3 separate regions of the Mus musculus genome follow, and regions 2 and 3 are each linked to region 1. Evidence: chromatin loops called from intact Hi-C (ENCODE). Cell type or tissue: heart. All regions are shown on one strand.

The links. Peaks named below come from ENCODE experiments on the same cell type or tissue, not always from the same donor. Only the 100,000 strongest peaks of a DNase experiment are listed, where the experiment ranks them.
Region 2: it touches region 1 in a loop (12-fold over the local background); 9 of 42 quality-filtered maps call a loop at or near these places.
Region 3: a loop joins it to region 1, with 6 times the contacts of the local background. A loop is called at or near these places in 2 of 42 quality-filtered maps.

What each region holds. Positions count from the first base shown.
Region 1 is chr4:134,289,109-134,297,108 of GRCm38, reverse strand. No RefSeq gene overlaps it. Among named protein-coding and RNA genes, the nearest start is that of Pdik1l, 5.9 kb to the right of the region's middle. In heart, CTCF peaks have their summits at 394 (motif pointing left), 3,362 and 4,846 (motif pointing right); a DNase peak (open chromatin) is centred at 3,378; H3K4me3 peaks cover 1,277 bases; H3K27ac peaks cover 3,937 bases.
Region 2 is chr4:134,032,762-134,040,761 of GRCm38, reverse strand. No RefSeq gene overlaps it. Among named protein-coding and RNA genes, the nearest start is that of Lin28a, 18 kb to the right of the region's middle. In heart, a CTCF peak has its summit at 4,621 (motif pointing left); no DNase peak of the experiment used is centred here.
Region 3 is chr4:134,088,006-134,096,005 of GRCm38, reverse strand. It overlaps Crybg2 (crystallin beta-gamma domain containing 2), which reads right to left. Exons shown (of 20, transcript NM_001162970.1): 16 at 7,074-7,213; 17 at 6,611-6,734; 18 at 4,770-4,928; 19 at 3,797-3,956; 20 at 3,502-3,687. The coding sequence ends at 3,599. Cd52 (CD52 antigen) reads left to right here and starts at 933. Exons shown (of 2, transcript NM_013706.2): 1 at 933-1,072; 2 at 2,106-2,468. The coding sequence starts at 1,022. The coding sequence ends at 2,279. In heart, a CTCF peak has its summit at 3,394 (motif pointing left); DNase peaks (open chromatin) are centred at 805 and 3,375.

The sequences.
Region 1 (8,000 bases):
AGTGATCCTTAGTTCAGTTCCCTGCAACCACATGGTGGCTCACAGCCATCTGTAATGGGATCCGATGACTCATATAAATTATATACATATATATATGTATGTATACACACACACACATAAAATAAGAGACATTGATGTTTCATATATATATGAGAGGTACCTATCACATTTCTCCCAGGGTCTCTATGTAAGAGACAGAGGTGGTGGGGACTTTAAGGAAGTTGTTTCCTTACAGATGGCTGCGAGTAAAACAAGTGAATGGTTTGCTGATCATTATGAAAGCTGGAGTTACAGATGGTTGTGCGCCATGGTGGGGAGCTGGGAATGGAACCATGGCTCTCTGAAAAAGCAGCCACTTACAACTGCTGAGTCTGAATCTTATGCCCTCTACTGGACTCCGTGGGCATTACACTCATGTGGTGTATGCACACAGCTATATACAATACACATCTAAAACTAATGGAAAAAAAAAAAGTTAAGTCAGGTGTAGAGGCACATCCCAAAACTCAGAGGCAGGTGGATCGCTGTGAGTTCAAGGCCAGTCTGTTCTACATAATAAGTTGCAAGGCAGCCAGAGCTATAATCCTATATAATAGAGAGACCCTGTCTTGAAATAAATAAATAAATAAATAAATAAATAAATAAATAAATAAATAAATAAATAAATAAAAAGACAGGAGGCTGGAGAGATGGGTTGGAGATTAAGATCCATTTTTGATCCATTTTAATCTTCCAGAGAGGACCAGAGTCCGGTTCCCAGCCTTCACACTAGATGACTTAAAAACAAAAACTCCTGTAACTACAGCTCCAGGAGCTGACGCCCTCTGCTGGCCTCTATGGGCTTCTACATGTACATACACATACACACATTAAAAAAAAAAGATTTATTTATCTATTATATGTAAGTACTGTAGCTGCCTTCAGACACCCCAGAAGAAGGCATCAGATCTCATTACGGATGGTTGTGAGCCACCATGTGGTTGCTGGGATTTGAACTTGGGACCTTCGGAAGATCAGTCAGTGCTCTTCCAGCCCCCACACATAATTGTATTTTAAGGTAAAATATACAGGCTTGTCTAAGGATATTCTCCTTAGTGAGTATACAGCTAGGCATGTATAAAGCCCTGCTTTAGTCCCCACTAGTTTAAAAACAAAACAAAATGAAATAAACAAACCAGTAAACTGCCACACACACACTCCTTCTATGGACTCCACCAGAGGATGACACAGCAGGGGGGCCTCACTAGGTACAAGACATTGGACTTCCCAGCCTCTGGAACTGCCTTTGTCTAATGGGAAGAGTGATTGTCTCAGTGCAGTGTTAGTTACTTGGTGTGTGTAGTGGAACAGGTACAGTGAGACACCCTGGACTTTGTCCATAAAGCTTTACTTATAAAACCAGAGACATGGGGGAGCACATCACCTTGGGCGGTGAAGGCAGCGATCAGGAGTTAAGGGTTATCCTTGACTACATAACAAGGTAGAGGCCAGCCTGGTCTACATGAGCCCTACCTCAAAACCAAAACAGAACATTTGTACCTAAGACTAAGGGATACAAAGGAAAAGTCTGGAAGCAGCTCAGACTCCTGAACCAGAGGACTACGTGGGGAGCATGCGGAGGGGCCCCATACAGGTAGATGCTCCAGCTGCCAGAGCCAGCAGTGTCCAGGCTCCAGCCTGCATGGACTGCCCATCATGTGAAGACATGGCTCCCTCCTCTGCCGGCTGAGGCCAAGAGGAGCCAGAGGAGCAGCCGTGAACTGCTCTGGGAGGAGCCTCCAGACAATGGCTGCCTTAGTTCTCCAGGGTCCGGTTTCCTCGGCTGTGACATGAAACCCATGTAAACTATAGGGTGACATTTAAATGAGATAATGTACTCGCGGGATTTTCTGTTTAGTTTTAATGCAAGGTCTCACTAAGTGTTACAGCATAATACAAATGAATAAATAATTGCTATTAATCAAAAAACGTTATCACAATGTACTGACTTTGATTTCTTTATGCTTCTCTGTTATTTTATGTATAGATTCTTACTTTATCCTATTTGTTGTGTGTGCGCGCGCTTATTGATCCGTGCTTGCCATAGCAGGGGTTTGAAGGTCTGTGGAGCATTTGAGGGAGTTGCTTCTCTCTTTTCACCACGTGGGTCCCAAGGATCAAACCCAGATTGTCAGTCCTGGTGCAGGCGCCTTTACCCACTGAGCCAGCTCATCACCAGTTATTGACTTTTAAGGTCAATATAAGGAAACAAAGAAGCATTGTCCGGTATAACTAATATCAATGGTGGAAGAGGGAATTCTTGTAAGCTCTTTGTTCCTTGGGACTTGCCACCGCTTAAGTGTGGCTAGCCTCGGCTCAGGAGACATACTAATTCCCGTGCTTTGTGCTGATTGTCTCATTCATGCTTTCTTTTTTTTTTTTTAAATTAGGTATTTTCCTCATTTACATTTCCAATGCTATCCCAAAAGTCCCCCATACCCTCCCCCCCACCCCCCTCATTCATGCTTTCAACAGCCAAAGTCAAGACTCATGCAGCCCAGGCTAGCCTTATATATGAACAGCTGATCCTCTTGCCTCTACCTCAGAAGCGTGGAGATTACAGGTGTGGAATAAACACCACACACATTTTATGCAATTCTCGGGGTGGAACCTAGAACTTTCTGTGTTGGAGGCAAGCCCTCCACTGACTGAGCTACATCCTAGCCCCTGTATACAGGTTTTTTTGTGAGTCAACGTCTCAATATGTACTGCAGTCTGGCTTGGGATTCTGCCTCCGTGTCTGAGTGTTGCAATTACAGGTGTGTGCCAGCATGGTGGGCTAACAAAGATTTACAGTACATAGAAGGGTTCGAATCCCTAGTGCTCACAGGTCTGCCGAGTCTAAAGCTGAAGGAGCCTTTCCCAGTCGCGGGGCAAGCCTAGAGGGTACCTTGTGAACCGGGGAAGCAGGCTGGAGTTGTCTGCATGCCTTCGCACTCTGACAGCCCACAGTTCCAGGCGTGGGCTTGCTCCTGGCACCCATCAGGGCCTTGCTTTATTGGGCAGCTGGATCCCTGGAAGGACAGTGCGATGCTCCCAAGGGACTAGGAAGATGCCTGCCCCAGGCTTGACTTCATTCAGGAATTTCACACTTGCCTAGACCCTAGTCTGCAGGTGGAGGGTGTCTGGCAGAAGGGCCCAAGTGCTGCCCGCTGAGATTGGGCAGGATCGCTCTCACCCAGGCCAACTGTTCCGAAGCCCCACCCTCCCACCTCTGCACCTCGAGGCTAGAATGCTAGCTCTCAGCCTGTGGGGCACCATGAGTATTAATAGCCCAGCTCTGAAGTTGTACCGATAAGAATGGCATCTCCTGGCTGCCCGGTCAGGCAATGACTCCAGACAAGCTATCCTCCCTCTCCACTCTGTGGAGAGATAATAAGTCACCATGGTGACCCGGGTTTGAGTACCTACTACTGAAGAGACAAATACACCACCTGCTTTGCCAAGCGCGTTCCCATGGCTGCCCCTGAGACTCTTCAGAGGTGCGTTCACTTGCCGGAGTCATATGTGGTAGAGCTGATCTTATCCGTCAGCATTTCCGGCCCCATCGGTGCGATGTGCTCAGCTTCACCAGGGTTGAGCCTTGATTCACCAACCCTTTGGTTGGTTTAAACGAACGAAATCGAGCCTTGCCCCAGAGGGAGCCTAGCTGAGCAGTGACTTGCTGGTCCAATTCCTTGAACTTCAGGAAACCCAGAGACTGGGATGGGGCGGGGCCAGCGGACATGGACTTCCAAGAAGCATCCTTTCAATGGACAGACACACCGTAGACTGGCACATTGGCCTGGGCCTCCTGACAACCAGCCCCAGGGGGTAAGGATGGAGCCAGCCCCTGACCGACTTCTAGAATGGAGAATCAGATGACAGGGGCAGCTGTCCCCACCCAGGGACAGCACGGCTCTGCCTGGAGCAGGCCAGGTTTCTTTCAGGCTTAGGCACACCTCCCTGGTGGGCTCTGGCCTCTGTTCCTTGCTGTCCTAATTTGAGGCGCTTCCCTGTGTGGAGCTGGTGTCTCTAACATTCCCTTTCAAGGGGCATCATTAGCACGGCCAGCCTTTGAGACCCTCTGCTTTTGACGACCCTCCAGCTCTGCCACTTTGCTTGTTTGTTTTCTTTTACGTGGGAACAGACTCGCTTACAGCCTAGAGCCTGAGCTGACTTGGAACTCCTCACGCAGCAGAGGAGTGTCTTGGATCTCTGATCCTCTTGCCTCCACTTCGAAACTGCTGGGATCATGGGTGTGTATCACCACCCACAGCTCAGATTTATCAGTCCATTTTGTGTGACCACGGGCAGGTCTTTCACCTCTATATACCTCAGTTTCTCCATCCACAAAGTGGGTAGAAATACATACTTCACCGGGTGAAACTATGAAGATTATCAATGCAATGTGTGTGTCTGGCTCAGAACAAGCAGTGTTAGTATCAGCTATTCCCAGTGAAGCCACACACACAACCATTATCATTGACCAGGGTCAGGTGCTCAGCCTAGGAGACAAAGACTTGAGAATAAGGACAGATCTGCAAAAGGAGCTTGTGGACACTTGACTCTACCTAGTTCGAGTGTGAGAGAAGTACACAAGTCACTGAGTGTCCTGCTTGTGTTTGTTTGTTTTGGTTTAAACGAAAAATGGTCTGCTGAGACTGTCTGCTTCAGGAGGCTCCTGTGAACTAAAGGATGTCACTCCAACCCAGAGACATGACTACTGGCAAGAGTTCAGACCTGCTGCAGCTGTGGCTTGGGAGGTGGGAAGCGGCTCAGCCAGGACACACAACACCTGACAGCTGCACTCACAGAACCTACCACCAGGGGGCAGGTTTGCCCCATCCAAATTCCCACTTGTCCAACCAAGGGCTTGGTTTGCGCATGATTGTTTTTATTTCAGAATTTTTTAAATGAATACAAAAAAAAAGAGTTCAGGGCTGGGGATACAGCTGAGCTGGTAGAGGGCTTGGGTAGCATTCACGAGTCCCGAGGTTATATCCACGGCACGTGAACCCCTGTGTGGTATCCCATGCCTATAACTCTATCATTGTGGGGGAATGAGAATCTAAAACTCTAGGCCAGAGCAGAGTTCAAAACAAACTCAAACTCGGCCTGAACTAAATGAAACCCTATCTTTAAAAATTAATTCCCCAAATCTTACCACAGACATCAATGGGGGAGGGGGTGTCTTCTGAGACAGGGCTCCATGAAGCCCAGGCTGGTACACATTAACTTTCTACAGCCCCTTTTCTGCTGTTGAGGTCTCATCCCACTGTCATCTCAAGCTTGAATTATGTTCATCCTCCTGCCTCAGCCTCCTTAGTCCAGGCTCCCCTTTCCTTTTGTTTCAGTACAGGAATGCCCTGGAAAACCAGGGAGCTTGTCCAGTAGAACAGTCCATATTTTGAGTGATGAGTGTGGTCTTTGTCTATTTCCTATACATCTGCCAAATTGACAGACATCATCTGAATTAGGCTCAGACTCCTTTTCTTGACAGAACTATTTCCTGCAGATGCTGTGTCCCCGTGGTATAAGTTTGGTCAGTTGGCTCAGGTTGTTTGCTTAAACTTTATGTTCACAACTGTTCACACCGCTGGTTTTATTACTGTTCTCTGGGTGAGCTCTACCTTTCAAATCTTATTAATCCTTGTCCATCTATTGGTTGGGATTCTATAGAAAGTAACTTTTTTTTAAAAGATTTTATTTATTTATTATATGTAAGTACACTGTAGCTGTCTTCAGACACACCAGAAGAGGGCGTCAGCTCTCATTACAGATGGTTGTGAACCACCATGTGGTTGCTGGGATTTGAACTCAGGACCTTTGGAAAAGCAGTCGGGTGCTCTTACCTGCTGAGCCATCTCACCAGCCCCGAAAGTAACTTTTAAAAGCCTACTATTTAGTTATCTGAGATAGAAAACACAAAAGAGCAGAAAACTGCTATGGTGGTTTGAATAGGATTGGCCCTTGGGAAGTGGCACTAGTAGAAGGTCTAGCCTTGTCGGAAGAAGTGTGTTACTGTGTAAAAGGGCTTTGAGGTCTCCTAGTCCTCAAGCTCTGCCCAGTGTGGAAGAGTCTCCTCCTGCTGCCTATAGATCACGATGTCTATCTGTACACTGCCGTGCTTCCTGCCGTGCTGGTAACAGACCTCCAAAACTGTAAGCCAGCCCAACTACATGTTCTCCTTTGTAAGAGTTGCCTTGGTCATGGTGTTTCTTCACAGCAATGACTCTAAGACAAATGCTTTTCTTTTCTTCTTCTTCCTCTCCTCCTTTTTTTTTTTTTTTTTTTTTTTTTTAAGACTGGGTTTTTCCTTATAACCCTGGATGTCCTGGAACTCACTTTGTAGACCAGACTGGCCTCGAACTCAGAAATCTGCCTGCCTCTGACTCTCCAATGCTGGGAATTAAAGGCGTGTGCCACCACTGCCTGGCTCTCCTTTTTAAAATTATTTTTGAGACAAAGTCTCAGGATGTAACTATGTATCTCTAGCTATCCTAGAATTCACCATGTAGACTAGGCTGGCCTCAAATTCAAGAGACTTACCTGCCTCTGCCTCCTGAATGCTGGGATTAAATGTATACTACCATCTTTAGCAATGTCAATTTCTTTATGCTAGAGGTAACAGATGTATTTTCCTTAGATATAATTATGAATATTAGTCAGGCTAATGTTATATATACATTATAAATTAATAGGATTTTATATACTCTGTTAAACTATCCTAAAATAATGTGTTCGTGTGTGTGTGTGTGCATGTGCCCATACATACACATAAACACTTGCATGATAGACAGGCTGCCTCACTGAACGGAACATCACCAAGTCAGCCATGTATGATTTCATCCACATCTTTCCCTCTCCTCTGAGCACAGGCAGCACTTTCAGAAGCTTTCATTCTTCCAGTGTTTATCTTCTGTTTTGTGCTCACTCTGTAGCTCTGGCTGGCCTTGAACTCACAGACATCTTCCTGCTGCTTCCCAAGTGCTTGCATTAAAGGTATGTAGCACCATGCCAGCCCCACTGTCTATCTTTTAAATATACACACTTAGGTCAGGCATGATGGCATATTTCTGTAAACCCACTCTCATCCTCTGAGTGTGGGGAGTCAGAGGTGAACGGATCAACAGATCTACGTTGGGCTGGTGTGATGGCTCAGCAAGGTAGAGGCACTGGATATACCCAAGCCTGGTGACCAGAGCTCAGCCCCTGGAATCCCTGTCTTAGTTAGGGTTCCATTGCTGTGAAGACACCCTGACCAAGGCAACTCTTACAGAGGCAAACATTTCATTGGGGCTGGCTTACAGATTCAGAGGTTTAGCCCACTGTCATCATAGCAGGAAGCATGCCAGCATCCAGGCAGATATGGTGATGGAGAAGAAGCTGAGAGTTCTGCATCCTGATTCGGAGGCAACCAGGAGAGATTGACATGCTCAGGCAGCTAGGAGGAGGCTCTCTGCAATGGGTGCAGGCTGAGCCTAAGAGACCTCCACAGCACACCCCCACCGTGACACACTCCCTCCAACAAGGCCAAGCCTTGGAACAGTACGACTCCCTAGGGGCCAAAGATATTCAAGCAACCACATCCCCCAAAGGTAGAAGGTGAAAATGAACTCCACTAAGTTGTCCTCTGACATACATCATACAAACATAAATCCATAATTTTATATTTAAGGTTGCTCAGGTGTGGTAGTATATACATTTAATCCCAGCAACACTCAGGAGGCAGAGGCATCTCTGAGTTCAAGGCCAGCTTGGTCTACAGAGACAGTTTCAGGCCAGCCAGGGCTATAAAGTGAGACCCTGCCTCAAAGGCAAAAGAACTGTAGAATGTAAAGTAATTCTTTTATTGGACGGATAGGCTTTTTAAAAGTTTAAAATATAAGCAACTAACTTTGTTAGTCACATAGAAGATGATGGCACACCGTAAAACACTAGTCTTGTTAGCTTCAGCTGTCAACTTGCCAGCTTAGCTA
Region 2 (8,000 bases), 260 kb after region 1:
GGGCTATACAGAGAAACTCTGTCTCAAAAAAAAAAAAAAAACCAAGAAAACAAAACAAAAAAAAGAAAGAAAGAAAGTAAACATTTTAAAGTCATTGAAGTGGTGTTGGTCAGTGTGTGCTCAGTATGTAGAAAGCCCTGGGTTCCTTCCCCGCGTGCCATGGTTAATAATAAAAGATCGAGTTGGTGTTTTTGTTTTTTGGTTTTTTTTTTTTGTCAAATTGACATAGGCTAAGGCCATCTGGAAAGAGGGAATTTCTATTGAGAAGATGCCTCTAAAAGACTGGCTGTAGGCAAGTCGGGGAGCAGGTTTTTTCTTTCTTTTATTTATTTTTATTTTATTTATTTATTTTTATTTTGTTTTTTTGAGGCAGTATCTGTCTGTGTAGCCTTGGCTGTTCTGGAACTGACTCTGTAGCCCAGGCTGGCCTTGAACTCACAAACATCCGAGTGCTGAGAATACAGGTGTGAAGTGCCAGCACCTGGCTTAGGAGAGTTTTCTGGCTTGGTAGTTGACATATGAGGACAGGCCACTCCCCTCACCCCCACCCCCACCCCCACCCCTGGGCAGGTGGTCCTGAGTCAAACAAAAAACAAGACAAAACAAACCAACCAACCAAAAAAGCAGGCTGAGCAAGCCACAGGAGCAAATCAGTAAGCAGCATTCCCCCATGTCCTCTACCTCCAGGTTCCTGCCTCAATCTCCTGTCCTGACCTCCCCAGTGATGGAGTATGCTCAGAGCAATAACCCTAAGAAACCTTTCCCTTCCCAAATTGTGTTCGGTCACAGTGCTTTATCCCAGCAGTACAAAAGATAACTGAGACAGTGGTCTAGAGAGATGGCCCAGCAGTTAAGAGACTACACAATTACGGGAGAGAGACAGCATTCACTCAGACCCCACCACACACCTAGCAAGGTAGGTGTGCCATTACTGCCTGTGACACCCGCTCTGAGCAATCCAACACTGTCTTCCTGCCTCTGTGTATGTACAGAAGCACAGGCACTCAGTCACACACACAGGAGTAAACCACTAAAACAGTCACACACACACACACAGGAATAAACCACTAAAACAAAAGAAAAACCAGTCAGAGTGGTGGCGCACACCTTTAATCCCAGCACTCAGGAGGCAGAGACAGGTGGTTCTCCGTGAGTTCAAGGTTAGCTTGATCTACAGATCGAGTTCCAGGACAGCCAGGTCTGTATTAAAAAACCAAACCAAACCAAACCAAACCACTCTACTTGTTGAAAGTTTAGTAAAAATTGGATATTTATATAATGTCAATGACTGTCCCTATAAGATACTTAATTACAAAGAGGTAATAGTGGCTTGTCCTGGAGAAAGCTGGCAAACACCACCCCAACCATGTGACCCAAATTCAACCCCCCCCCAAATTCGGCAAAGTGGCATCATGTACCTTTTGGTGTGTATGAAGAAACACACATCACTTTGATGATATTCCTGCCAAGAAAAAGTAATTTGAATCTGATTATGAAGAAACATCAGACAAATCCAATTGAAGGATACCCAATCCTGGTTGCTCTTACAGAAGATATGAGATCAATTCCCAGTCCCCAATATAAGTGGCTCACAACCATCTGTAATCCCAGTTCCAGGAGATCCAACATCCTCTTCCAGCCTCCTCGGGCACCCTGTGCACATAGTGCAGAGACATACGTGTGGGCAAAACACCCATATACTTTGAAGAAAAACAAATATTTACTTTAAACTTACGTTACATCTATAAGTGTTATGCCAACATGCATATGTGTGTATCACATTCGAGATTGGTGCCTGCAGAGGTCAGAAGGGGCCATAAAGGGGAAATGTCTAGTTTCTTTGAAGACTCAGGTTCTAATGTTGTTTTGCTGGGGCAGACAGGTGGAAGAACATTTTGCTGAAGCAAACACAGATGAAAGGATGTTTTGCTAAAGCAGGCATGTGAAAGGACACCTGATATTAGAAAGAATATAAATATGACCCCGCAGACAGTGGGAGCTCAAGCTTTGGCTCACCTTGCTCCAACTCACAAGTCTTTGCTGTTGACATGCATGTATTGGTTCATTTTCCATTGTTGAGCTTCAATTGTTGTAACTTCATAGAAAGAAACTCACCAAATAACTTCTTGTGAGACTCCTGCAGCTTCTTGCTGCTTCTGAGGGACGTTGGATGATTGGCACGTCTCTGGGTTTCTTCTGGATCAAACTGCTGCTGCTGCTGCTGCTGCTGCTGCTTCGTGTGTGGTGTCAGCTAGTGGGGCTGCACTGAGAACAACGCAGATTGGAATCGCCCCAAAGAACGATTTCTAACCATGTCCACTTCCCCTGTGTCCTAATCACCTTTCTTTCCCACTCTCTCTGGTGGGTGGTGGGCTCGAGGGGAGGATGAACCCTTGTTGAAGTAGGTTGTGAGAAATACATATAGGGCCATCACCGAGGGAAGTCAGGACAGAAACCCAAGACAGGAACGTGAAGCAGACAGGCAAGGAGTGCTGCTGGCTCGCTCGCAGCTTCACATTTAGCTGGGTTTCTTGTACGTCCAGAGTCACCTGCTTAGAGAACATTGCCACCTGGAGTGCTCTGGGCTCTTCTACATCAGTTAGCTTGAGCAAGACAATTCCCTATAGGCATATCCACTGGCCAATCTGATCTGGGCAGTCCCTCAACTGAGGCTCCCTTCTCAGGTGACTGTAGGCTGTGTCAAGTTGACAGCTAAAGCTGACTGGGACCGATAGACAGCAGCTTGAGTCCTACAGAGTTACTGTGCACATACACACACACACACACACACACACACACAGAGAGAGAGAGAGAGAGAGAGAGAGAGAGAGAGGAACCTCTCCTGGGGTGTAGCTCATGGACCAGGTGCTTGCCTAGCAGAGATGGGAGAAGTTCATGGTTAGTATGGGCTACACTGAGAGGCCCTGCCCACCCCAGTGTGTGAGACCATGCCAACTCCAATGAGACAGGAGAGAGGATCTGGGAGACAGCCCAGTGGAAGAGCACTTGCCAAGCCCCATGAGGAGTGAGTTTAATCCCCAGAACCCACACAGGAGCTGGGCATGTACGCTTGTCACCTCCCTGATCATCCTGCCTAGCAAACTTCGGGCTCAGAGACAGACTCTGTCTCTCAGGAGTAAGGCAAAATGTGACAGAGGGAGGCACCCATGTGTTTCTCTGCTTTCTCACAGACACACAGATGGGCACAATACACACACACACACACACACACACACACACACACACACAGAGTGTGGGGTGTGGTATTCTAGTTCTTGCCCAGCCTGCTGTCCTCTTGCAGAACACTTGATAAACTGTTAGTCCTTTGAGACAGAAAAGGAAAAGAATTCAAGATCATAGACATGTGTCTCAAGTGAATGTGTACAAGTCTTAAATTTCAAAAAGCTGAAAAAGTCACAAATATTAAAATATATATATATATATATATATATATATATATATATAGAGAGAGAGAGAGAGAGAGAGAGCACCATCAAATATTACACTAATAATATTGTAGGTTGGCTCATTGCTCTGCCGTTTTCCAACTGGTTAGCTCCTGGCTATCTATCTACATGTTAAATTTCCAGTAGTAATTAAAATGTCATCCCGGCATTTCCTCCCAGGAAGGAGAGAGCAAAAGCCGGCGTTGAGAACACCTCTGATCTGTTCATTTCTGAGGAGTAGATTTGTGGTGCTTGGTTACTCAAGAAAAGCCTCCGGGATCAGCGGAGTGGGAGAAACTGCCAAGAAAATTGGATGGTGGAATGTTGAGGGACCTGGAGCTCCAGCTAGATGGATTCTGCAACAGAAAGGGCTCTGGCCCTCAGCGGAATTGGTCTTACCAGGCTTTGCCCACTCACCCCCATCTCCCTACTCTCCTTTGCCTCACCTTCGACCCCCACATAGGTGTCCCAAACCTCCTCCCACCACACACCACATAAGCACTTCTTCTTCTTCTTCTTCTTCTTCTTCTTCTTCTTCTTCTTCTTCTTCTTCTTCTTCTTCTTCTTCTTCTTCTTCTTCTTCTTCTTCTTCTTCTTCCTTCTTCTTCTTCTTCTTCTTCCTTCTTCTCCTTCTCCTTCTTCTTCCTCCTCATCACTTTCTACCTGGTCAAGAGTTAGGCCTCGGGGCTGGTGAGATGGCTCAGTGGGTAAGAGCACCCGACTGCTCTTCCGAAGGTCCAGAGTTCAAATCCCAGCAACCACATGGTGGCTCACAACCATCCGTAATGAGATCTGGCGCCCTCTTCTGGAGTGTCTGAAGACAGCTACAGTGTACTTATAATAAATAAATAAATCTTTAAAAAAAAAAAAAAAAAAAAGAGTTAGGCCTCTCTTAAGTCTCAGTTTAAAAATCTATTTCTCAGGAGTTTTGTGTGGTTTCTTGTCCCCAACATTAAATAGCTATACTTATCCATTCGCTGTCATCCTACCCTGCCTGTGCCACGAGGTCTGGAACTTTGTGTGTCTTTTTCACGCTCGTATTTTTCCAGTCCGCGCACTGGATCTGGTACCCAGTGCCTGGCACACAGTGGCACGCAGACCTTTTCAAAGGAATGAATGAACAAAAGAACTGGTGGCTAAGGAAAAGAGCCGTGTGGGGAGCGAGCGCCCCCTGCTGGACATCGAATGCCAACAGCCCAGAACAGCGTCACTGAGCTGGGAGGCGTCGTCTTGGGAACCCTCACCTCAGGATTTAGGCCGGTTCTCCTTGATCAACTCTAGGATCACTCTCCTCCCAACCTCGGTATCTATCTAGTCCTGACTTCCAATTGTTTGGCTTTTATCCCCACCCTCCCCCACTCTGCAGACTGCTTTGGCCCAAGCTCCAGCGACCACTGTCCAATTCTACCCACAATTAGTATCCCTCCCTTCTGGACCTTTAGCTTTGAATTAGAATAGGACCAGATTCTTCCATCGATCCTCTCTCTCCCTCCTCCCTAATCAATCAATCAGAGTGATTGGCTGAGGCACTGGGGTGGGGGGTGGGGGAGATACAAGGGGCAGCAGTATGTGAAGTTGGTTGGGGGCGTAGAGTGTTTTTGTTTGTTTTTGGGTTTTTTTTTTTTTTCCTGAAATAAGAGCCTTCTGGCAGAATAGGGACTAAAGGTGCGTTGGTTTGGGGGGAAGGGAGGATAATGAATGAAGAGTCTCCTGTGCTGAGATATTTAGACAAAGGTGAACTCGGAGTTGCCAGATACTGGTTTTGCCTGAAGAGTCAGTTTATCCCAATACCCTGGTTTATGCACTCCAAGTGCATCTAGAGGGGAGGGGCTCTGAAGAGGAGCCAGAGCAGGGTCAAGGGGAGATAGAGGTCCTCGCTTCCCCAGCAGGAAGGATGGTAGAAGAGGCCACAGTGTCACTCCATGTGGGTCTCACCCCTACCCCCACCCCCACCCCACTATACCCCCAATCAGACAGAATTGTGGAAAAGCGATGGTCACTTAACCACCCCGAGTCCTGCTAGTTCTTCTGAGCACTTTGTTGTTGCTGGTGAGCTAAAGGGGGCTGATGCCAAAGTCCAGCTTATTGATCTCTGGCCCAATAGGTCAGCTGCAGGGCCAGGAGCATGTTGCCACTGTGGGAGGTGGAAGGGACCCCAGGACACTGGGGATGGGCCGCAGGCTGATTGTCACATCTGAGTCCTGGACTCTCCATGTTCTTATACACTTCTTCCTCAATCCTGCCCTGATGGCGTGTCTCATGATAAACTGATGTCGTGTCTCACAATAGACTTTGGGTATCTGGACTTTGAGGTGTCTAGGGAGCAAAAAGCTGGGCTTCCAGGGATTAATTTACAGCCACCTCACCCACAGGACAAAGCCCTGGAAATCCATGATTTCTGGTTTCCTAGAATTCAGGGAGATAATGAACGTACTTCACACTTGCAAAGGCACTGATGATGGAGAAGGCTCCAAACCCATACTCAGGGGAGATTGCAGAGTCTGAGTACAATCTGCTCTGCGGCTTTCAGTGAGCCACCGAGCCACCAAACCTTTAGGATCTTGGTGCTCTCATCCATAAGAAGAAAGGACTAAACCCCAGAACTCTAAGATCTGATCTGATTTTATTATCATCATTACATTTACTTATTTATTTGCTCTGTGTGTGTGTGTGGTATGTGTGTGTGTGTGTGTGTGTGTGTGTGTGTGTGTGTGTGTATACCCACTTCCTAAAATACATGTGGAGATCAGAGAACAACGTGAAAGAGTTAGACAACTCCATCATGTGGATCCTAGGGATCGAACTCAGGTCATTAAGCTTAGCAGCAAGCACCTTTACCCGCTGAGCCATCCCCTTCAGCACACATCTGATTCTAAGGAAGGCTGAGAGGGGTGAGGTAATAAAGTAGGTTAGGTTAGGAGACGGCAAAGGGAATTCTTGAAAGTAAAAATGTAGATCCTAATTGTGGCCATCACTAACTGTGGGAACTTAGACGAACCATACATTTCTCCACTCGGCAAATAGATAACAAGGAATTACAGCAAGTCTTGGGCTGGATCTTCATATGCAATACAAACACAGACCCTACCTTCTTGAGTATATTCTAATAGTCACTGGGAAAGAAAAGTAGGCAACTAGAATGGAGTCAGGCAAGTATCCTGTCCTAGAAGCGCACAGAACTGAAAGAACCCTGGGCAAAGGTGAGGGGTGAGATAAAGCGGTCCCTGAACAGATGAAGTAACAGCTTTGTCGGAGCCTAAAATATGAATGGTGGGCAGGTGTGGTGGCTCATGCCTGTCGTCCCCACACTTGCGAGGAGGAAGCAGAATTAAAGAGAGAAGACTCAGCTGGCAAAGGTGCTACACTGCGCAGAGCCTCCCAACCCAAGTTCAGTCTGCAGAGGTGGCATCACAAGGTTGTCCTCTGACTTCACATGCATGTCCTTATGTCCCACGTACGCTAATGATGATGATAAGAGGGCTGCAGAGATGGTTCAGTGGTTAAGAGCACTGGCTGCTCTTCCAGAGGGGCTGAGTTCAATTCCCAGCACCCACATGGCAGCTTACAACTGTCTGTAGCTCCAATTCTAGAGGATCGGGCACCTTCAAACATATATGCAGGCAAAACACCAGGGCACATAAAATAAATAACTCCTTAAAAAAAAAAAAAAAAAAAAGAAAATACCCGGGTGTGGTGGTGCACGCCTTTAATCCCAGCACTCGGGAGGCAGAGGCAGGTGGATTTCTGAGTTTGAGACCAGCCTGGTCTACAGAGTGAGTTCCAGGACAGCCAGGGCTGTACAGAGAAACCCTGTCTCGAAAAACCAAAAAAAAAAAAAAAAAAAAAAAAAGAAAAAAAAAGAAAGAAAAGAAAGGAAGGAGGGAAGAAGAAAAAAGAAAAGAAAAATAATGACGAGCTAATAAAATGAATTTTTTAGAAAGAATTCTGAATCAGGAGGAGTGAGTGCCCCAGTGTCAAGGACAATCTGGGCTACAGAGTGAGACTCTGTCTCAAACGTAAATAAAAGAGACGGGCTGGAGAGCCGGTACCAGGAGCATTTGTTGCTCTTACAGAGGGTCAGATCTGGGTTCAGTTCCCAGCACCCACCTGGTAGCTCACAATCAGCCTCCAGTTCCCAGGAGACCTAGAACTGACCTGCATGGGTACGAGGCATACACATACACTCACAAACGTAAAACACTCACATACCTAGAATATAATACATAAATCTAGTTTCTTACAAAAAGGCTGGAAGTACTGGTACTTACATTTAATCCCAGCACTTGGGAGGCAGAGGCAGGTGCCTATCTGAGTTTAAGGGCAGCCTGTCCAATATTCTGAGTTACAGGTTAGCCAGGCAAAGAGGAAAGGAGAGAGGTGGCAGGGGTGGGGAGTTGGGGCAAAGATGGAGGGGGAGGGAGAGAGAGAAACAACAATAAAGGAATAGTGAAGCTGAGCATGGTGTGTGTCTGTTGGAAGGCTGAGGCAAGACAATCAGAAGTCCAAGGCCATCTTTGGCTACATCGAAAACTAAAGCCAGCCTGGACTTCATGA
Region 3 (8,000 bases), 200 kb after region 1:
TTATTTTTGAGACAGGGTTCTCTGTGTAGCCCTGACTGTCCTGGAACTGACTCTGTAGACCAGGTTGGCCTCGAACTCAGAAATCTGCCTGCCTCTGCCTCACAATTGCTGGGATTAAAGGCGTGCGCCACCACACCTAGCCTGAGCCAGAATCTTAACTATGTAGTTCAATCTTGGAACTTGGAACTCACTATGTAGCCCAGGCTAGCCTCAGACTCATAGAGACCCACCTGCTTCTGTCTCCTAAGAGCTGGCATGCTTTTTATTTTAATGATTTTTTTAATTGTATATGCATTGATATTTTGCCTGCATGGGTGTCTGTGTGAGAGTGTTGGACTCCCTGGAACTGGAGTTACAGTTGTGAGCTGCCATGTGGGTGCTGGGAATTGAACCTGGGTCCTCTGGAAGAGCAACCAGGGCTCTTAATCTCTGAGCCACCTCTCCTGCCCCTTGTTGGCTCTTTTTAAAGTAAGTGATTAGTCAGCAGTGTGATGTAGGGCTGCAATTCCAGAATTCAGAGGTTGAGGCAGGAGCAGCTTGAATGTAAACCCATCCAGAGTGACATAGACCATGTCTCAAAATACAAAGATAAAAAAATAAGGCTTATCACTGCAGCATACTTTTTTTTTTTTTTTTTTTTGAGGGGGATGTTAAAGACTTGTAAATTCAGCCTCAGGCCTGAGGTCTGAGTTGTCAAATCATGAAAACAAGATTCCTTCCCAGGACACAGGGCTCCAAGCCTGGAAACCATCCATCCATCCTGCCCCGTGTCTCCATGTTGCTCTGTATGCCCTGCCTGTGCTTCTTTTGAGAACTGACAACTCATCTACAGGAACCTCAAGGCTAGTTTCATCCACCCCCAGGTTTGAAAGAAGGAAGCTCCTTTCCCCGCCCCTAGGCCCTCCTTCCTCCCGCCTCCTCCCTTTCTCTTCTGCAGAAAAAGCAGCCAGGTTCAAAGTGGCCTGCAGACTGTCCTGAACTCATCTCTCAAAGCTGCTACAGAGCCCAGGAAGATTTCAGGATGAAGAGCTTCCTCCTCTTCCTCACTATCATTCTTCTGGTTGTGATTCAGGTAAGGACAGCTCCTCCTAGAGTCACTGCAGCTACCACCAGGTCTTAGCTTAATGGTTTGGTCCAGGTTCTGGGGAAGGAATGCAGGTTCTCGGTGGTGGTGGTGGGGACCCTTGCCTTCTACCACAGGGACAGAGATAGATGGTCGCCAACTGGAAACCAGGGATCTAGGAGGGCCTATATGGCTGGGTTTCTACTCCTCACAGGCGCTATCAGACTGGCCTCAGAGAGGGAAATCTCAGAAGGTGTCTGATGTGTGAAGCTACTCAGAGGGTTCTGGGTAATTCTGGATCAGGAGAGGAAGCCCTGATGAGGAGAGCCGCAGAAGTGGCCCTTTTGAGAGGGCTGGAGAGAGGTCTAATAGACTGCCATAGGTGACCGAGGGTCCCCTGCCCCTGCCATAGTGAATTGTGGGTGTGCAGGAATACAGAGACAGAAGTCTCCCATATACTCTGCAGATCAACTGCCACCCTGGGAGGCATCCTTTGTGGCACTATGTACGCAGAGAGGCCTGATTAGCACAGGGAATGGAGCCATCAAGTTCTTGATCAAGAACATCTAGACCATGCATCAAGGCAGTTTGATGGCCACCAAAACTAGTTTGATGACCATCAAGGGCAACTTCAGTTACTGCCCGATCAAGCATCAAGGACAGCTTGTCACCTGCCATCCCCACCCCACCCTCTGCCAGGGGCCTTACTCAGGCCCGTCACGTGTGATACTCTGGACCATGGTGGACTCTGATCACCAGGAGATGAGGAAACCGAGGCTCTGGGAGGGGAAGCCCACATTTGGGTTTCTGTTTCCCTCTTTGCTGGAGGATCTGGCAGCCTGAAAAGTGGTGGGAAGTTTCGAGGTGGAAGAATGACAAACATGGGGGCTGCCTTTCCCTTGCCTGTGATGAGGTGGGAAGCCAAACATCTCAACAGGGCTGATGGCAGTTTTATGGAAGCCTAGAGTTGAAGAAAGGGAACAAAGGGGCAGGAGCCCTCAACAGAAGGTTCAAATCCTACTGAGCAGCGCTTCTCTTGCAGATACAAACAGGATCCTTGGGACAAGCCACTACGGCCGCTTCTGGTACTAACAAAAACAGCACCTCCACCAAAAAAACCCCCTTAAAGAGTGGGGCCTCATCCATCATCGATGCGGGTGCCTGCAGTTTCCTCTTCTTTGCCAATACCTTAATGTGCCTCTTCTACCTCAGCTGAGGTGAAGGCGCAGCTTCTGAAGCCCCGTGCTCCACCCACTGCTGCCACCATCAGTAGCGAGAGACATCCCAACCCACGGGAAGGGTTGATAGCAGATATCCAAGGAGGCTAAAGTTGACAGCCAATGGCCGGAATGGGAGCGGGGCCGTGACACCCAGCTAGGGCACAATAAAGTTATACTTATGCTTAGATGGGGTCCCACGTGTGATCGATCACTGCACATCACTGGCCTCAGGAGTCATGTGTGCGGCAGTATTAGGAGTGAACCCAGTACTGCCCTTGACTCTCAAGCCCCACACACCCCAGGTTCAGGCAGGTGCCCAGCCCATGCCCTTGATGTCTTCATACTGATAGATTCTGGGAAATCACATATTGTTTGGCTGTTTCTCTCAAAACTCCCAACGGGAGTACTACAGACCCAGAAGCAGCCCGTGTCTGGGAAGGTTTGCGGAAGGATGGCTCCCAAGTCTCTGACCACATGCCTTCTATCACTGGGCAAGAGGATGAGGAGGCAAGGCTTGCTACCCACACCCTCAGCCAGGGAAGGCAGGAAGGACCAGCAGCCCCTCTAACCACCCTGCCCTCCTGGGCTTGGGGGTGGTCTTTGGAGGAGACAAGGAAGCTCAGACTGATTCCCAAGGGTCCTTGCCTCTGTGTCTTCCCAGGATCCCATGTCAACAGAGGATGGCAACATAACTGCAGCCCGAGGTCTCTGATATCCTGACCTGTCACACAGCTAGGGACCCAGCCCCTTCTCCTGGCTTTTCTGCCCAAGGCTAAACCTTCAGGCTTTGTGACCAGATTTAGAAGAAGCAGAAATGTAGACCCTCCTGTCTTTCTTGCCCTGCCCACTGTGGACTCACAGACCGAACCTTGAAAGTTCACCCTTGGATACATCTCTATCCCTGGAATAGTTTCTGCTGTTATTTCTTTCTGGCCTGGCCAACTCCTACAGTACCTCTTCCAAGTGGGACAGCCATCCACTTCTGTCCCCTGAACACCCATCTGAGTCCTGCACTGGGGTGGGAATCACATAGGCTTGGCTGGCTAGTCCCTACAGTCAGAGAGGCAGAACGGATGACACACCAGTGTGGGGTATGCAGCTCCCCCTGGTGGTCAGGGGAAGCTGCACAGGAAGTGAAACCAACCAGAAGAGGAGGCTGAGGGTCAACTGGACTCTCTCCATCCCAACATCAAGGTGCAGAGACGAGACCACCAGCAGCATAGTAGAAAATAGCTTATTTCACAGCAAAATCTGTATAAAACACTTCATCCCAGCAAAAGCCTCCTGAAGGAAACTGGTGATGGCGTTGGTTGGTTCAAAGTACATGGACAGTCCAGATCTGGGAAAGTCTGTCCTTGGTTGGTTCCCACAGCACCACATGGTCACGGTCATACCCTCGTCCGCCTGCGGGGGGGGGGAGAGGAGGGGGAAAATTCAGAGGTGGTCAGAGAGTGCTGGATGCAGCCCAGTTTTTACTCCCCTCTTATGCACCCTTACCCCACCCCTACATTACCCTTCACATCCAGGATCTGGCCTTCAAACATTTGGCTGCAGATGTGACCCAATTCATTGATGCTCCAGGTTTGGCGTGGTAGGCGGCTCTCGGCCCATAGTACTACTTTGGAGCCTGGGCTAGGAGGTCCAATCACCTGTAGGCTCATGGTGGGGGCCATCTGAGGCCCCAGAAGATCGTGAGATTTGGCCTAGGAAATCTCCCATGCTCAAGCCATCCTTCGCTCGCTGGATTTTTGTTGTTGTGGTTTCTTTTGTCTGGGACGCAGTATCTATGTAGCTTTGGCTTGCCCAGAACTTGCTATGTAGACCAGGCTAGCCTTGAGCTCATAGATATTCAACTCTTTCTGCCTCCTGAATACGTGGGCCACCCTGTCCAGCTCATTCACTACTTTTGAATCTAGCCCTAGGTAAGTCTCTTCATTCATTTTTAGATTTATTTTATGAGTGTTTTGACCGCATGCATGTCTGTGCAATAAACACATGCCTGGTGCCCACCGAGGTTAGAAGAGGGCATCAAATACTCTGCAACTAGAATTAGGGATGGCCTATGTCATCATTTTTATGCTGGGAACTGAACTTAGGTCCTCTGCAAAAGCAACAAGTGCTTTTGTTGTTGTTGTTTTTGTTTTGTTTTGTTTTTCGAGACAGGATTTTTCTGTGTAGCCCTGGCTGTCCTGGAACTCACTCTGTAGACCAGGCTGGCCTCAAACTCAGAAATCCGCCCGCCTCTACCTCCCAAGTGCTGGGATTAAAGGCAAGTGCCACCACTGCCCGGCTTGCAACAAGTGCTTTTAACTACTGTGGCACTTGCCCAGCCCCAAACACTAGTTCTTTGAAGATATAACATAAGAAAGATGAATGAGCTCGCATCTCTACTTCCGGGTTGCATGCATCTTGCATCTAACTGGGCTGGGACTTCCCAAGGCAGGTTGGCAAACCTGGTCTCAGCAAAACAAGCTCTGGAACCGTACCTGGTTCTTCAGCAGGCCATCTTCATAGTACCAGATGCAGCTGCCCCCAGCTTGGGGCTCGGAGACCACCACGCGGCCTGCTTTCATGTCCTCCACGTGATCAGGCACTGACAGGAATCCCCCTAGTGCCGCATTCCACAGGCGAAAATAGGCTCGGCGCTGATGGTGAGAAGAGGCTGAGACGTTGCTGTCAGGGATGCCCTACCACCCTCAACTAGGGACCCTCGAGGGACCCACACTCCTAAATCTCCCCTGCCTCCAAATGTCCCCACTGACAAAGTCACATCTTTTTTATACACCCATACTATATGCATAGCTCAGTAACTATAGATACCTGCACCTGTGTTAAGGGACCCTGGCAGGTATACCCTCAGTCCACAAGGTGGCAGTTTATAGAAGGCACAAACGATTCCACAGGTCTATGCAGCCATCACATTCACATCACAACTGACACACAGCTCCTCCCAGCCCGTTCTGTGCCAGCGACTTATGCTTACTACAGGTACAGCTGATTATAAAACTACAGATGTACACACACTCACGCATGCACACACACACACATATACACAGAGACACACGCGCACACACACACACAGAAAGAAAATGCATGCATACATACATGCTAAAGCTAAAGGTGTCCAGAGATCAGAAGTGGCTCTGGATTAGCAGGGTCTTTGTTTGTGGTGACAGTAGCAGAAAGGATGATGTTAGCCCTAAGTTCGATCTGAGCCATGTTTCCCACTAGAGCACTGCCCAATGGTTCTGCAGTCATTATCAATTTTCAGTCTTCAACAAATGCAGGACCACAAATGTTATCCCCATTTTATAGATGAGGAAACACCTGGGCAAGATGGCCCACACGTCGAATCCCAGAACTCAGGAGGCAGAGGGAGATGGATGCTTGAGGCCAGCCTGGTCTACACAGAGAGTTCCAGGCTAGCCAGGGTTATACTACCGGACACACACACACACACACACACACACACACACACACACACACACACACCAAGATCCATAGACAAACAGTGCTTGCCCAACTTTGCGGAGAAACTCCTTGTCCACTCCCCTGGGTCTTTATCTCCCCATATGAGAGTTTAAGGTATTTGCCAGGATTTCTTCCGACAATGTTGCCATGAGAGTCTGTGAACAATGAGACTAAACACATGCCCTCATACACAGCTCAGAACTCTCTGGGGCACAGGCATGGACAGGCACACAGACACCCATGTCCTCCAGACCCCAAATAGCTTACGTACAGACAGACTCTTAGAAGGGCACATGTGTGTGTGTATACATACTCCTTACATGCATGCACACACACACACAGGCCACAGCCATAGCTTAGAAATATATGTGTGGCCGGGCGTGGTGGCACATGCCTTTAATCCTAGCACTTGGGAGGCAGAGGCAGGCAGATTTCTGAGTTCGAGGCCAGCCTGGTCTACAGAGTGAGTTCCAGGACAGCCAGGGCTACAGAGAGAAACCCTGTCTCAAAAAACCAAAAAGAAAAAAAAAAAGAAATATATGTGTGCAGAACTGAAGCCAACGTATAGACAAGCAGATATAGACAATGCACTCTTGCATGCAAACTCCGTCCATGAGATGATTTGCAGTTTTGGGTGAATAAGCTTATTATATTTATTGTATTGTCCTTTAGGACAGGTAAAGCTGCTTTGTTTTCAAGTTGATTGAGAGAAAAAGGACTGAGGTGGCAAGGCAAGAAGAGAATGAGGTCACCGGTCACCATGTGACCTGACACCAACAGCAAACTTGGGAAACACAGGCAGGCGTATGTGTGGACAGGCACACCCACCGAGGCGCTCAAGCTGGCTGCTACCTACCTGTTTGATAGGGTAGAGGGAGCCCACCCTCTGGGTACCGCTGTAGGTCAGCCAGTTGGTGATCTCACAGCTGCCCACTAGCCACTGGCGGCCCCGGAAGTCGCTGTGCTCACACACTACCCAGCTGTGCCCAGCAGGTGCCAGCAACACAGAGGAACACAGACAGACAGACACAGACAGAGACAGGTGGAGGACAAGAGGACAAAGTACACATGTTAGAACAACCTCTGCCCCCTCTTCTCTCACACTGGGTGAGGGCCCTCAGCGGGAGGAAGAGGCTAGCAAGTCCATTTGGGGTTTTTAGAACTCAGCATACAACTGAGCCCCACCTCCACCACCCCTCCCCTCCCCGCACCCCCCCACCCGAGCCAGAGGCCTTCAGGCCTACTACTCCCTCCTTCATGGCCTGGGGTGGGGTCCCCATCCCACCAATCACCCAACACAGTTTGGAGCACACACTCACACGCCGCCTTTGACGCGCACAGACAGCACGTGGTTGTTGAAGCCCTCGGCTTGCAGGCTTCGCACCTCCCCAGTCAGCTCGATCTCCTTTCCCTCGAAACACTCGAGGCCAAAGAGGGACAGGGAAGGCTCTGAAAAGTGCTGGGGTTAAAGAAGGAGAGACGGATGAGGCCGCGAAATAACCCAAGTCCAGACTCTGCCCTGTGACCCCAAGATCCGTGTCTTGGATCTGAGGGCCTCTTCCCTTCTGAGGACACTGACTGTTATCTGTGTCCCCAGATTTTCAGTCTCAATGTGTTGACAGACTGGCACCACCTCAAACTCAACCATCCCCTCGCTACATAGCGCAGGCCTTAGCTTCCAGAGTCCTGGGATTACAGGTCTCTATCAGAGAGTCGGAACTCCTGAGAACTAATGGGTAGGCTGGAAACTTGGGGCTCATTCTGTATCATCTCTTGTTCATTTCTCAGGGATGGTAACTAATCATCACAGAGATTAATAACTGCTCTTCTTTATCCATGGCTTGTTGCAGGCCAGATCCTAGGGAGAACAATTTGTCCAATCCCTTTCTGAGATAGATACTATCATGGTCTCCATTTAGCAGAGAAGGCACTGAGGCTGAAGAAGGCAAGACCAATGACTTGAAGCCCAACACCTGGGCTCCAGACCCAGGTCTAATGATCCCTAGTGCCCAGGGTATGTGCTGGTATGGGGTACAAGCTGGATAACCAGGCAGCCCGGGAGAACTTCTGCTCTGTTTCTAGCTGTGTGGCCCGGAACAAGTCAGAGTGGCTCGGGGACTCACAAACTTTGAAAAGGGCCGCTCAGCAGATGTCAGCTGTTCTGACTCAGCAGTGCTCAGTCACTCTCCTGGTCCCCACAGCATCATCGCAGTGTGCATGCGGCTTCTGTCAGTCTCTTCCCGGGA